Regions from separate parts of the Homo sapiens genome. Here region 2 is linked to region 1. The links are chromatin contacts, found by Hi-C or POLR2A ChIA-PET in ENCODE. All regions are on one chromosome and are shown on one strand. The core of a region is the stretch at or near the end of the contact, and the rest is flanking DNA. Distances in the headings are between cores, read along the strand shown.

The links. A loop is a pair of places that touch in the nucleus more often than their neighbours do. ChIA-PET counts read pairs that join two places held with the same protein, here RNA polymerase II (POLR2A). Pooled maps may share reads with other maps.
Region 2: a loop to region 1 is called in a pooled map, with 2.5 times the contacts of the local background. The contact joins two enhancer-like sites. A Hi-C loop is called at or near these places in 4 of 168 maps with a recorded cell type or tissue (PC-3, adrenal gland, heart left ventricle and 1 more) and 6 of 50 pooled maps. POLR2A ChIA-PET finds 5 or more read pairs at or near these places in 1 of 52 experiments (SK-N-SH).

Annotation. Positions count from the first base shown.
Region 1 is chr18:48,025,748-48,032,463 of GRCh38, reverse strand. It overlaps ZBTB7C (zinc finger and BTB domain containing 7C), which reads left to right. Exons shown (of 5, transcript NM_001318841.2): 5 at 2,553-5,792. The coding sequence ends at 3,204. Among named protein-coding and RNA genes, the nearest start is that of SMAD2, 98 kb to the right of the region's middle. Within about 2 kb of position 4,988, at least 11 of the 41 ENCODE cell types and tissues checked have a DNase peak (open chromatin) inside an H3K27ac peak, as active enhancers do.
Region 2 is chr18:48,127,857-48,135,466 of GRCh38, reverse strand. The region is part of intron 3 of ZBTB7C (zinc finger and BTB domain containing 7C); the gene reads left to right. Among named protein-coding and RNA genes, the nearest start is that of ZBTB7C-AS1, 31 kb to the left of the region's middle. RefSeq lists an enhancer at 7,142-7,610. Within about 2 kb of position 1,611, at least 8 of the 41 ENCODE cell types and tissues checked have a DNase peak (open chromatin) inside an H3K27ac peak, as active enhancers do.

The sequences.
Region 1 (6,716 bases), core at 3,739-6,238:
GACTCCGTCTCAAAAAAAAAAAAAAAAAAAAAAAAAAAAAACCTACCTTGTCCGGGCACAGTGGCTCACGCCTGTAATCCTAACACTTTGGGAGGCCGAGGTGGGCAGATCACAAGGTCAGGAGTTCAAGACCAGCCTGACCAACATGGTGAAGGCCCGTTTCTACTTAAAAAAATACAAAAATTAGCCGGGCGTGGTGGTGCATGCCTGTAATCCCAGCTACTCGAGAGGCTGAGGCAGGAGAATCACTTGAACCTGGGAAGCGGAGGTTACAGTGAGCCGAGATCATGCCACTGTACTCCAGCCTGGGCAACAGAGTGAGACTCTGTCTCAAAAAAATAAAAATAAAAATAAAAAAACCTACCTCATAGGTTGTGGTGAGGAGTAATGAGATGATGCATTTAAAGCCCTGCTTAGCTGATTCTGAGCTGAGCCCTCTGCCAGGCCTGGTGAGGGAGCCCAGCCGACCACCTAGCATCAGTGTTTCCATCAGAGCCTGGGTGAATTTGTGGAGGCCCAAGACATATCCCTCAGGACTGGGAAGTTGCATCACTCCAGGGGTACAGGCACCCGACACTTCCATTTTCACAGTCACAGTGCTGTGGTGAGAAAAGAGGCCTTGACTCCCGGGCCTGCCATGACCCTCTGGGTGAGTTTGGCAAGTTCCCCAGCTGGGTCTGTTTGCCCACCTACATAGTGGAGGCTTTGCCTAGACCGGTGGTTCTCAGTGTGGGGTCCACGGACCACCACCACCACCAGCATGTGGCAACTGGTTAGAAATGCAAATCCTTTGTCCCTCTCCCCTATCCCAGACCTACTGATCAGACTCTCTGGGAGTAGGGCCCAGCACTGTTTTATTGAGTCCTGATTATGGTTCGAATGCATCCTTAAGTTTGAGACCCACTGGCCTAAATGGTCTCTGAAGTCCCTTCCTCCTCAAAAATCCAATCATCTAGGTGAAATCTGGGTTACAGAGACCACAGCATGCTGGTAGGGGGTGGGATATCACAGCAGAGTACTATGTAGCCTAGGGGTGGCTGGTGGGTTTGAAAAAAGGCAGGAGCAGTGGGATGTGGAGGGGAAGAGGGTGACCCCACTTCCCTTCTCCTCACTCCCAGGGGCTCTCCAGCCTTCCTGTGAGCACAGGTGGGAGGACTGGATCTGTCCTCTCTGATCCTCCTCTCACAGTGCCTGCCAGTATTCATGGGAATGTCCTTTTCTCTCCTGCTCTGCCCCTGGAGAACCATTTTGAAAATGAGAGCTGGTGAGACCTCTAGTGGCCAGGAGACACCAGGAGCCTAGGACCTGCACCTGCTGTCCTAGGATTACGTTAAACAGGGTTTAAATCTGGCCATCTTAGGGAGGACACCTGGACTCCACATCTGTTCTAACCTCAAAGCAGAGCCTGAAATTATAGGCAGATGCTCCACCCAAGCCACACCTGCAGGGAGGAAGTAGGAGACTAGACACAGAGCTTCCTGGCCCCTATGGCCCCACTGGGGAAGGCTGCGAATTATCCCAAGAGGAATTCTTGCAGCCCAGCTGCCTATACCTCAGCCACCTTAAGCTGGTTTACCCAATGCTCAGTGTTTATGAAAACAACCCCCTGATATCAGTTTTCCTGTCAAGACCACCAGGAGGTGTGTGGAATCTAGCTCACACAGACCCAGGTTCTTTCCATGAGCCCTGGACAATGAGAATTGATGTCTGGCACCAGGTTCAGCTCTGGGCAGTGAGGTTAAGTAACTTGCCTGAAGTCACCAGCAAGTTGGTGGTGGGTCTGCAGCTGGCGCAGAGGCTCCCAGACCCCCAATAGGTGCAGGCGCCCCCACCCTACACCATACCTTACCTGTGAATAATACCACTTAAACCCTGCAAAGTTTTGCCCTAGATTAGGCTGCATTCTTTTCGCACCTGGCTCTTTTGTAAACCCTGAAATTGTCTACAGACAAAGAGGAGAGCCCAAGGCTTAGGATAAGAAACCACCATGCAGGAGGTTTGAACAAGGTGTGCCCAAGCTTCTATAGCCTCCCAGATTAGTGCCAAACACAGACAGATCTCAATAGCCCGGGGGCTGGGATGGGACCAGGGACTTTGGGCCAAAGCATATAGATGAACTGGAGGGAAAGCATAAGGTTGCCTGGAGAGAGTGGGTATGAGATTAAAGTGCAGTCCAGTATCAGCAGAAGTCGCTGCACTATCCGAGGACTAAGGTCAGAAATGCTGACTTCTGGCGAAGTATCTTCCCAGTATGTGAGATAAACCCCTAATAGAGTGGGAGTTTCATGACTCTGAGCTCGGGTATAAAAGGAGTTTGGGGGAGTGGGGCTTTCAGGACACTGCTTTTTCCGCATCCCTTTAATCCAGGTGAGTAACCATACCTGTCTAAGGTGGGGCAGCAGTTGAGGGTAGATCTAGCATGAGACCTATTTCTGGGGTTTGACTCCATGGCAGTAGGGAGCCTCGGCTGGTTCTGGAGAAAGGGGGAGCAAAAGGTTAGGAATGGCTCCTGGTGTTCCCTGCGGGACTGACCCCCAGTCTCTGCATTGCAGGCAGGACAAGCTGAAAATCCACATGCGGAAGCACACAGGGGAGCGGCCCTACCTGTGCATCCACTGCAACGCCAAGTTCGTGCACAACTACGACCTCAAGAACCACATGCGCATCCACACGGGCGTGCGGCCCTACCAGTGCGAGTTCTGCTACAAGAGCTTCACGCGCTCTGACCACCTGCACCGCCACATCAAGCGCCAGAGCTGCCGCATGGCACGGCCCCGACGCGGCCGCAAGCCTGCTGCGTGGAGGGCCGCCAGCCTGCTCTTCGGGCCCGGCGGCCCGGCCCCCGACAAGGCGGCCTTCGTGATGCCCCCTGCGCTGGGCGAGGTGGGCGGCCACCTGGGCGGCGCAGCTGTGTGCCTCCCGGGCCCCAGCCCCGCCAAGCACTTCCTGGCAGCGCCCAAGGGCGCCCTGAGCCTGCAAGAGCTGGAGCGGCAGTTCGAGGAGACACAGATGAAGCTGTTCGGGCGCGCGCAGCTGGAGGCTGAGAGGAACGCGGGGGGCCTCCTGGCCTTCGCGCTGGCCGAGAACGTGGCGGCGGCGCGGCCCTACTTCCCGCTGCCCGACCCTTGGGCCGCCGGCCTGGCCGGCCTCCCTGGGCTCGCCGGCCTCAACCACGTGGCCTCCATGTCCGAAGCCAACAACTAGGCTGGTCCCTGTCGGCTCCAGCCCACCAGCCCTCCAGTCCTTCTCCCTCCAGGCCCACTCTACCCTACCCCATGGATCTGAACTTTTCATTTTAAAAACACAAAGGGAAAATGGGAAAATAATAATAATACTATCAGTGATGGCATTTTCCCGGGCTCCTAAAGCAGCTGCCTCCTTTTGCTGGTCTGAGACGGGCATCTTTTCCCAAAAGGCCAGGAGCCCGGGCCTCCCTCCCTGTCTCTCTGGCTCTCATATAGAAACTTGCACCGGCCCATGCCACAAAGAACTGGGTGCCCAGGGGCACTTAGGAGCTGGGTGAGTCATGAGGGGTCAGGGGGTGGTTGGCCTGGTGCCCAGCCAGCCACAGCAGGAGGAGGTAGGGGCTGGGCATGCACCTTGGTTAAGCCCCACCCCCTATGGCAAAGTCTCTGCCAACACTCCTCTGAGGGCTCATTTTCCAGTCTCCAGTGGCCCCGGGGTCTTTTTGAGAACTACCCACCTGCCACATAGAAAGAAATGCTCTGTTGGCAGGGAGGCCTCCTGGAACCAGTCAGGAACCAGGCTCTGGAAGGCCCGGGCCATTTCTTCCCTGACCTGTCCTGTGACCTTGACAGGTCAGCCCTCTGTAGCTCAGTGTCACCTGGCTATGGAAGGGGCTGGTAACTGAGGTTTCCGCCCTCCACCTCTAAACACATACACACCTATCCCCCCAGAGAATCACAGAGATGGTAGAAGCTTTGTACTCCCCAAGTCCATGGGGAAACAGTTTATCTTTCTGGACTTAGTTTTATCACATCCAGCTCTATATTAGCATATTAGCATAGGTGAGAAATATGGCCAGACTAGACAGAGATCAGGTCATCAGGGGAGCTTCCGAGCTTCAGCAAAGCCCACAGGTAGCTCTGCGAACTCAGAATGCTACCCTACCTTCCCTGCAGGCCGCTGTTCATGTCTGGACTCCTGGGGGCGCTATTTAATGTTTACCCCCATCTCCAGTGCCCCCTCCAAGGCTGTGCAGTGTCTTGGGGCTCTCAGGGCCAACATCGAAGAGATGGGGGCCACCTCTTAACACCTGGCAACAGTCTCCCCTCATCCTGATTCCTGACAACAGACAAAACACCGGTTTCTAGGGTTTATCTGTTTGTTTTTTGAGTTGAGGGTTCCTCAGGGCCTTGGCATTGCTAGTGATGGTCCCCTTTGCTGTGTGAGAACCCCCTCAACCCCTTCCTCCTCCCTCTGGGGATGAAGTGGGAGTATTTGGCTCCCCATTTTTGACAAAAGGGCTCAGTGCAGGGAGGTGGAGGCCTCTGAGGTTTGAAGGGCTCTGTGAGTTAGAGTTGTCACATGTTCTCCTGGTTCTTGAATTTGCAGCAGGTCCTGAAAAGGAAGGCTCTGCTGGCCCCGTGCCTTCCTGACCTTCTCTCTCCTTCCCTCCCCTCTCTTTTCTTGCCAAGTTTGCTTTGGTTTCTGAGCAGCCCAGAGAGGAGGAGGGTTCGTCCCCAGGGAGAGCCCAGGGCTGGAGTCCCCAATCCCTGTGCTATGGGCACAAAGAGACTTCAGCTCTTCCTGTTGCCTTGGCTTTTTCCTGAGCAAAAACACAACAAACAAAAAGGCCAGAGAAGAGCACAGACTCTGTCCCTCTCACAACTCTCCAGAAGAGACCCCCTGATTCTTCACACCACCGGATGCCACTCCAGCCAGCAGGATTGCTACACACACCCTCTGTTCTCAGAAGTCATCTGCCTGGGCAGCCGCCTCTCAGATTCCTGTCTTCGTTTCAGACACTTTTCTCTGAAGCATGCCCATGTCCACCAGCCAACGTGCCCCCGTGTTCCCCCCCATCAGCCAAGTGATTGGGGCTGAACCAGACTTTAAAAGAGAGGAAAAAAAAAAAAAAAGGAAACATGAATAAATTGGAATCCAGTGGTGTTGGGGCTTTTGTTTTTATTTTGTAAAGGTGATGACTTCTTATAAACTCAATTTTTCAGATGACTGGTTAGTTCTTTCTGTTTTTTCTTGGCTGCAGTTTGGAATTGTACATTGTAAAATATCCAAAGATGTTGAGTACTGTATGATCAAGAACTTGAAGCAAATGGGTTGTGGGGGGAGGGGTGGTTGTGTTTTTGTTTTGCTTCAATTTTTTTTTTTTTTTGATGTTTCAATTTCCCTGTCTGTCTGTGGGAGAACTTTGGAATTTTTTCTATTTATAACTCTTTTTTTATGTGATTGCTCTACGTAAAATGACACTCAACAAAGTTTGCCTTAGTGATTCAAGGGACAATCTTCCATAACTTCGGTCGCACGCCACATCCCGCCGAGAAAAACTCTCAGCTAATTTTCTGGCCTATTTATTAAACAGTATTAATTGACTTGATTAAATTATATTGAGAGTTGCACTTCTGTGAGATGTGACTTCTGAAAGTTCACAGGACAGCAACAAGCCAGTCTTAAGGTTTTTAATTGTTGGGTGTCATAAACTTAAAATAATGTCAAAGACACCTTAACAAAGAAAAAAAAAAAAACCTTTGACCCTTATTTTATACTTTAAAGGACAGTGTTTTGAGTAAAAGTGAGCTATGCTTGCTTAATGACCTGGTGAGATTGATTCCCCCTTCCAATTGCCGTTTCAGTTATCTGGGGGTGTTGCATGGTAGGGAGGGCAGAACTCAATTCTCAGTAGTCTCTTACATTCCAGCTTTGTAAGGCATGGTTGGATCTTAAGCTTTGCAGCACCTGTGGGCCTGAGTGCGAGGTGTGCGTGTGTGTGCGTGTGTTCACAAACGTGTGCAGCTACACCCCAGGATGTGTGAGCAAGGGAAGTCCTGCCAGTTCCCCAGCCTGGCATCCGGAATGGGCTCCGGCTGGCCCTGCTGCTATCTGGGTCTCCTTCCTCTCACTTCCCGGTGCTGGCATCGGCCTCCTCCTTTCTTCACCTGAGCCTCTTTCCCAAAGAACATTAGATCCTAAAAGAACCTAAGGTAAAGGAATATACTTCTGTCATTGAATGGAGTCAGCTCTACTTACAACCCACAGCCCAGACTCTTGGTAACACTGTTCTTCGAATTGCATTTCTGGAAAACCAAGGGTCAACCCAGAGCCTCTTTTCTATTTTTGATTCCTTTCTTGCTGTAGTAGGCAACGTCTATGCAGCGTTTCTTGGTACAGAGAAAAGAACAGATCCGGGTTTCCAATTTAGACTCCTCCAAGCTGTGTGTCTTCAGTCTAATCACCCCTCCACTCTGGTCTTCCCTTCCCTCACCTCTAGTAATAAAGGAAATGGAGTAATCAGAGCTTCTCGAAGTTCTCCATCTAAACACCCCTCAGCAGAGGGGGCCAGCTGATTGGCAAATTGGGGGCAGAACACTAAAGAAATAGCCCAAAGTAACCTATCTGTAGTGTAAAACTCTGAAGTCTCCTGTTTTGGCTTTGAAATTCATGCTTCTGCATTCTATTACATAACATTTGTCTTAATATAAAAACATCGTTTTGATCGACTTGCCAGTTAAGTGACT
Region 2 (7,610 bases), core at 362-2,861, 110 kb before region 1:
GAGGCCCAAATGGGTTAAATACATTGTCCAGGTAGTAGCAGAGGCAGGATTGAAAGCCACTCATTGTACCCCACGTCTTTTAGAATCTTACACTTTAACTGCAGAGACAGGAATCGCCTTGGTATAATTATAGTACAACAGAAAATAGTATGTGTTACACTTAATATTAACTTTTTTTAATGTCATTTTCTTTTTAAACAATCAGTCATTTATTCAACGCTATTGTATTGTTTACTGTATGTGTCCAGGTACCATGCTAAGTGCTGGGCATACATCAGTAACTGAAATCAGACGAGATCTCTGGCCTCTGTCAATGGGAATAGTAATAGTAATAGTAATAGTGCAACCCTCAAAGGGTTGGATGAAGTGAGATGGAGCCTGGGAAGGAGCCTGGGAAGCATTGCTGTTGAGAAGCAGCAGCAGGAGGCCTGGATGAAGAGGAGGAGAGGGAGAAGGAAGGAGAGGAAAGAGCGGGGAAGTTAGAATGACTGGAGTCTCCATGCTGCAGTCACCAGGACTTGTCCCTGGTTCAAGGGGATGCAGTGGAATGCACACAGCACAGTCAGCCTCTGCCCCAAGTGCCCAGGAAGCTGTTTGAGCCCCTGCTGTTCAGATTATTCATTTAGGGTTTACAGTTGTGGGTTTCGAAGAGTCTGCACTTTTGGCACATGCCAGCTGGAGATGACAAGAAGAGGCCCAAACAGTCTCTGAGAGTACTGGCATCTCTCTCTGGATCAGTGCTGGCCGGGCTGAGAACTGTCCCAGGGTGTCACCCTGCTGATGCATCTGCCCACTTCCTCAGTGGCCAGGATGGCATTTTCATAGGACTCGAGTTTAGCTTCAAGCGCCTGCCCTTACCTTTGGGGAGGGAAGCTTGTCTACACTCACAGGACTTGTTGGTAGCAAAGCCAAGACTAGAACCCAAGTCTCTAGACCGTACATGGTTCACAGAGCAGCTCACTTTGGCCTTCCGGGGCGGTTTTAGGACTCAACTGAAAGACCCTTCATCCACTTACATCTCCACTTACAATGCCATTTCCTGAGAATCCTGTCCTCCTTCGTTTTAGCTGACCAGACATATCTGTCCTAATAGAATGGTGTTGGATGGATGTTTGAGACAGAGCAGCCATAAATAATCTGGGGCGTTTGGCCTGTTAACTCTCCTTCCATCCTGAATGGTGTAATAGGTTTAAGATAACTACCTCTAAAATTAACTATCACTTTTGTGAGGAAGGTGAACTGATAAATCTTGCCTTGAAACTATTACCCATCTGAGTGATGCTCTGGGACTTTCTTTCCCCAGAATTGTTACCGACTTCTGCTAGAAGAATAGTTTTTTTCTACTTCCTTTTCTTAAAAAAAAAAAAAAAAAAAAATCCTGGGTTTGAGGTCACAAGATCATATTGCATACTACCTTGATGTCGTGCTGCCAGAATAAAGGCATTTTCCCCCAATATTGAGATTATCAGCTTGATAAGGGCCGTGAGCACCCAGCTGGCTATCCCAGTGTTTACAGCAATTACACAGGTGTATAATTGCATGGGGATGTTTGTTTGCTCAGCCCTTGCTCAGCCAGGCAGCCCTACAGGTTGGGCCAGGGAGAGAGCTGTTCAGTTTATTTTCCTTTGGCTGGGAACTGTGGAGATGAATAGAGGGAGGGGAATCGGGTTGAGAGATTGTTGCCAAGAGCAATTTGGAGTCTCCTTCATATTAGTCAGAGATTGTGTTTTTCCTTTCTAAAGCCTCCTGCTTCATAGTAACTTCCACGGAGGATTTATTTTCCATCTTGTGTGTGTGTGCTTGTTAATTTTTGTTTGATTTTTAACTTGCTGCACTTCTCATGACTTAGCAAAAAAAAAAAAAAATAGCGTGGGGAATGTGTGATGACACAGGCCCTTTATATCATACATTCTGCATGTTATTGCTTAATAAATTTGAATACTGATAGACCCTGAGGTATCATGATGGAGTGAAATGAGTAATTCCTTTGAAGGGAGAGTTTATCTTCAGTGGATGACTTTCAAAATTGCAGCATAATTTCACTTTCCCACTGTACATCTTGATCCTGTGTTTAGATAAATAGAAATGCTTGCTCTCTTCTGTCATTTTCCCTTTTGTTCCATTTGGAAGGCCCCCTCCATCTAGGCCTTGCTTGGAAGGGGATCAGCTAGAGTGGGCCTCCTTCCACTTCATCCGCACCCATGCACCTCCCTCCTCCATGCCAGAGGCCAGCTAGTGAGAAGGAGGTTCCCCCCATGGGATAAGAGCTGCCCCACAATGGTAGCTTGGCTTGTGTGTGCATGGAACACAGAACAGGAAAGCTTGCATGACCACAGGCTGCCCCTCCTAGGCCAGGAACCCCGGAGCAAGCTGTAATTCATCAGTCAATAACTGAGTCCATCCACTGAACAAATTGAGTGGAGCAACTCTGAGACTCCAAACTTGAAAAATTACCTAATAATACGGCACATGATCTATGTCGGCTTTTCCAAATTAGATGCAAACCAGATGCAAATGTACATGTGGCCCTCCCAAATGATATCATATAACTGGACTTGGCCTTCAGGAAAATCTGTGCTGCCTACACATATGCGTTGTACACATACCTGCAGGGCTATTGCTTTCTTGGCTGTGGAGTCTGGCTGACAATTCTGTTAAATTGTTTCTGGAGACAACAGGTTGGTCCGTTGGTCTTTCTGGAGCCACTGGAAGAGGTCACTGGAGAGATGACAGTGGTCTCAGCTCCTGTTGACACTTGCCATCCATAAGCCCTAGGGAAATCTAGCAGAGGCTGCCTCTATTAAGCAGAACTTAAACAACAGAAACTTTTCTAATGTTTGTTTTGTTTCTGTTTTTCTTAATAAAACAGTCAATAAAATTTATTGAGATATAATTCACATAGCATATAATCCACCCATTTAAAGTGTAAATTCAATGGTTTTTAGCATATTTGCAGGGCTGTGTAACCATTATCATAATCAGTTTTATAGTATCTTGATTACTCCAAAGGAAATACTGTACCCATTAGCAGTCACTGCCCATTTCACCCCAAGCCGTCCTAGGTTACCAATAATCTACCTTTTGTCTCTATAGATCTGCCTATTCTGGACCTTTCGTATAAATAGAATCAGATAATATGTGGTCTTTTGTGACTAGTGTCTTTCAACTAACCTAACACTTTTGAGTCGTTAGCTTTGTAGCATGCATCAGTACTTCATTTCTCTTTATTGCTGAACAATATTCCTTGTATAGATACACCATATTTTATTTACCCATTCATAATTATATTTACCCATAATGGGTAAATCCATTTACCCGTGATGGATATATAGGTTGTTTCCATATTTGGCTTCTGTAAATAATGCTGTTTTGAACAATCATTTGCAAGTTTTTGTGTGGACCTAGGTTTTCATTTCTTTGGGGTATATACCTAGGAGTGGAATTGCTGGGTCATATGGTAACTTGATAGTTACCCTTTGGGAAACTACCAGAATGTTTTTTTACAGTGGCTGTACCATTAGACATTCCCACCAGCAGGTATGTGATGGTTCCAGTTTCTCCATATCCCCACCAACACTTGTTGATAATATGGCCTTTTTATTGTAGCCGTCCTATCTTTAAGGGTTTATATGCTCAAGGGAGCAGTAGCCAGGAAATATTCTGGGATCAGCTCAGCCATGCTTGCTTTCTATAGGTATAGTGAGAGCCATTCAGACCTCTTGAGCATCCTGCACACCCTGGTGTTTCCTTTGCATGTCCCAGAGCTCTATACTGAGCTTTCCCTCTATGTCCCTATAAGACAGTCACTTTGTATGGCTGAGTACTCTATTTCATGCTGATATTTCAGCTCCACAGTGAAATCATTTTATCCCAGTTTTATGCCTATGGGACTGAATAGGATAACTAACACTCTTAACAAAGACAAATTTGAGCCAACTGGCATGGGGGAACTCACCTAGTTTGAAGACTACCAAACATTACACACAAAAAAAAAAACAACTATCCTTTCATTAGAACATCCTAAGTCCTGGTCATTAGCCATTCTGTGGCATCATGTTCAGTGTAGCCAAACCTGAGGACCAGAAGTGAATTCCAGTGCTTCTTGGAAGTTATCGTAATGGAATTTGGCTTGTATGACCCAAGAGCAGCCTGGACTATGCTCTGCTATGAATGGACTCTTCACCATCAAATGGTGCTTAGTCCAGCAGTTCCTAAACCTGATTACATGTTGCAATCACCTATAAAGTCCTTTAAAAGATTTCAGGCCAGGTGCCATGGCTCACGCCTGTAATCCCAGCACTTTGGGACGCGGAGGCGGGCGGATCACTTAAGGTCAGGAGTTCGAGACCTGCCTGACCAATATGGTGAAACCCCATCTCTACTAAACATAGAAAAATTAGCTAGGCGTGGTGGCACGCACCTGTAATCCCAGCTACTAGGGAGGCGGAGGCAGGAGAATCGCTTGAACCCAGGAGGTGGGAGTTGCAGTGAGCTGAGATGGGACCACTGCACTCCAGTCTAGGTGACAGAGCAAGACTCCATCTCAAAAAAGTAAAAAATAAAAATAAATAAAAGATTATAGATGCCCATGCCTACCCAAGAAGTACTGAAGTTGAATCTCAAGGGAGGCCACCGGGTGCTTGGAGGTGATTGTGGTGAAGTCTGAGAACACTTTTTAACCTCTCTTTGCCTCAATTTCCTGACTTGAAATGGGGAGTTGGATGGATTACGCTGGTGTTCTCCACAGAGATTCACACAGCTGGCTCAAGCAAAACAGATCTGTGTGGATCTGGTTCTGCACAAAATTTTATTTATAAAAGGGGGCTTCTGCTGCTGAAAATGATTCAGAGAGCCTTTAAGTAGATGGTTTCTGAAGTTCAGCTTTGACCATTCTGAGTGTTGAGGACAATTTTCCCAACTTCTCGGAGGAGGATTAGCAGAGTCATACAAATGGCCGTTACTTGGTAAGACAGTCACGCTCTTCAAGGGCAAGGACCAGATCACCCGTGTTGTTGCCCTGGCTAGCTGTGTGCACAACTGTGATATGGTAGGATTGACCTAGCATCACTTTCTTCTCCCTCCCCACTCAGGGTCATCCCTGCCCACTTCCCTTAAAGCCCCCAGAGCTTTGCTCCTCTTCTTCTATTATTATTTCTAATAGCGGCCCAGAATGTCACTCATTCAACCAACTTTTCCCAAATACCTCCTGTAAATGACAAAGTGACTAAAGCTCCATTTCTGTCCTCAAATAATGCACCAGCACATTTTAAGCAGAGAAGCAGCCTGAGGTTAATCTCTAGAGGTACAATTTCAGGGCTCCTTGATTGGGATGAAGGAGGATTTTGGAGAGGCCTGCATTCACAGCACGTAGGTAAGGCGACTCCACCCCTAACCCTGTCTGCAAGCTCTGCTCCCTTACCCTCCCCTACTGGGGCTCTGCCATCAGCAGGCTGCTCAGAAAATGCTTCTGTCATCCCTGGTCTCAGCCAGAGACCGCCCTCCTCCTGACTCCCACCTGCTAGGGAGCAGGGAGGCAGAGGAGGGAAAGGGAGGGCCGGTTTATTCGGAGATCTGAGCTCCACACTCCAGACCTTGGCTTCCACCCCATAACCCTGACTGGACAATTCACAGGACAGCTGTGCTGTAGGGACTGAAATAATCACAGTTTATTAAAGCTGTCAGGGGGTGGGGAGGTGGGGTGGAGGAGGGACCAAGGGTTGCATTTCTGCCTTTCAACGAGAGAGAGGCCAGGTGAGGAAACTTGAGGCCAGGCCTCCATGCAGTGCCGTGCCCGGAGCCTCTCCCTCCCTTCCGGGCAAATGCACACACCAGTGACATTAGAGACACTGCTTTGGGGTGTTTTGAGAGTTTTTTGTTTTTCATTTTTTTAATAGAAGGAAAAACCTTGAAGTTTCACTTGAATAGGGATTAATGTCTCTGTGGCCTGGACCTGCAGAGGAGTAGAAATTCTAGAAGGGTGGAAGTTGCAATTAAAGGAAACAGGTCTGATCTGCCTCCGACTGATCAGGGAGGGCTCCTCAGTTGGCAGCTTTGAAAGGAACATGTTTGGGGTAGTTTTCTGGGCATTGCTATGTGGTTTTTTTTTTTTTTTTTTGGACTTTCTCTGGGTGTGTGTGTGTCCTCAGTTAATACATAAACATTGGTTCTAACCAGGAGATGGGGACATTGGGAAGTTATGAAGCCACCCTGAGTGTGTCTTTGACCTTTGGTTTTTCACCACTCTCCTTTGGCAGTTTTTTTGGAGGGCAGTGAAACGGGCGTTTGCAGCACACGTTTTTTCCCCTGGTATCTTCATGCTTTTCCTACACTGCTCAAATTCCTCTCCCCACCCGCTGAGACCCGCCCATCCAGGAATCTGTGTTCCGAAATCATCCCATCTAAGCTCTCAGCACCCTTTCAAACCCCTCACCTCATCCCCTCGTTCTGATGACCAAACCTAGTTATTAGGAAAATCCAGTTCTTTGCACGAATTCACATTAAGGTGTGGAAGAGACACTCACTACCACATGGTCCCCTTCTCAGGGTGTCTGTATTTGAAAGAGAGGGCTTACCTGCGCACACTTCTTTCTTTAAAAAAAAAAATTTATTTCAATAGCTTTTAGGGTACAAGTGGTTTTTGGTTACACGGCTGAATTATATAGTGGTGAAATCTGAGACTTTAGTGCACTCCTCACCCAAGTAGTATACATCGTACACAATATGTAGTTTTTTTTGTCCCTCACCCCCTTTCTACTCTCCCCCTTCTGAGTCTCCAGTGTCCATTATACCACTCTGTATGCCTTTGCGTACCCATCGCTTAGCTCCCAGTTACAAGTGAGAACATACAGAATTTGGTTTTCCATTCCTGAGTTACTTCACTTAGAATAACGGCTTCCAGCCCCATCCAAGTTGCTACAAAAGACATTATTTTGTTCCTTTTTGTGGCTGAGTAGTACTCCATGGTGTATGTATGCCACATTTTCTTTATCCACTCATTGGTCGATGGGCACTTAGGTTGGTTCCATATCTTTACAATTGTGAACCGGCCAGCAGACATTTCTAATGATGGGACTCAGGCATAAGGAAAAAGCAAAGTCAGGCACTCTGGGCAGTGCATGGGGCCAGTTGTTTATTTGGGGAAGGGGACTTCCTAGACCACTTTAATCGTGCCACATTTCTAGCCACTTGTGTGGCCGGTGCATGAGAACAGCCTGGCAGGCGGCTAAATGGAGAGGAGGATGAAGGGCCAGAGTGAGGGCACCTTGCGGGGAGCAGTCGGTTCGGGGCATTGCAGGGAGAACCAGGAGCTTCCCAAAGGTCAAGCTGAACTGGACAGCCCAGAGGCTGATGTTCAGGCAGGCAGGAGTGATTTCCTGTAGGCCTGTGGAGCTCTTCATGGTAACAGTAGGTATGACCCAGGGAAGGTTGGAGAACAAATGGAGCGAACATAAAGATGGAGCTTACGGGGTCCTCCAGATGACTCAGGCCTTGGGGAGGAGGCCCCTTGGCTGGGCTGGGCAGCCTCTGGCCGGCCCTTGTGGACACGCAGCTGTGGAGTTCTCAAATCTGCTGCCTCTTTCTCCCTCCCTTCTCCCGCCACTGCTCCCTGC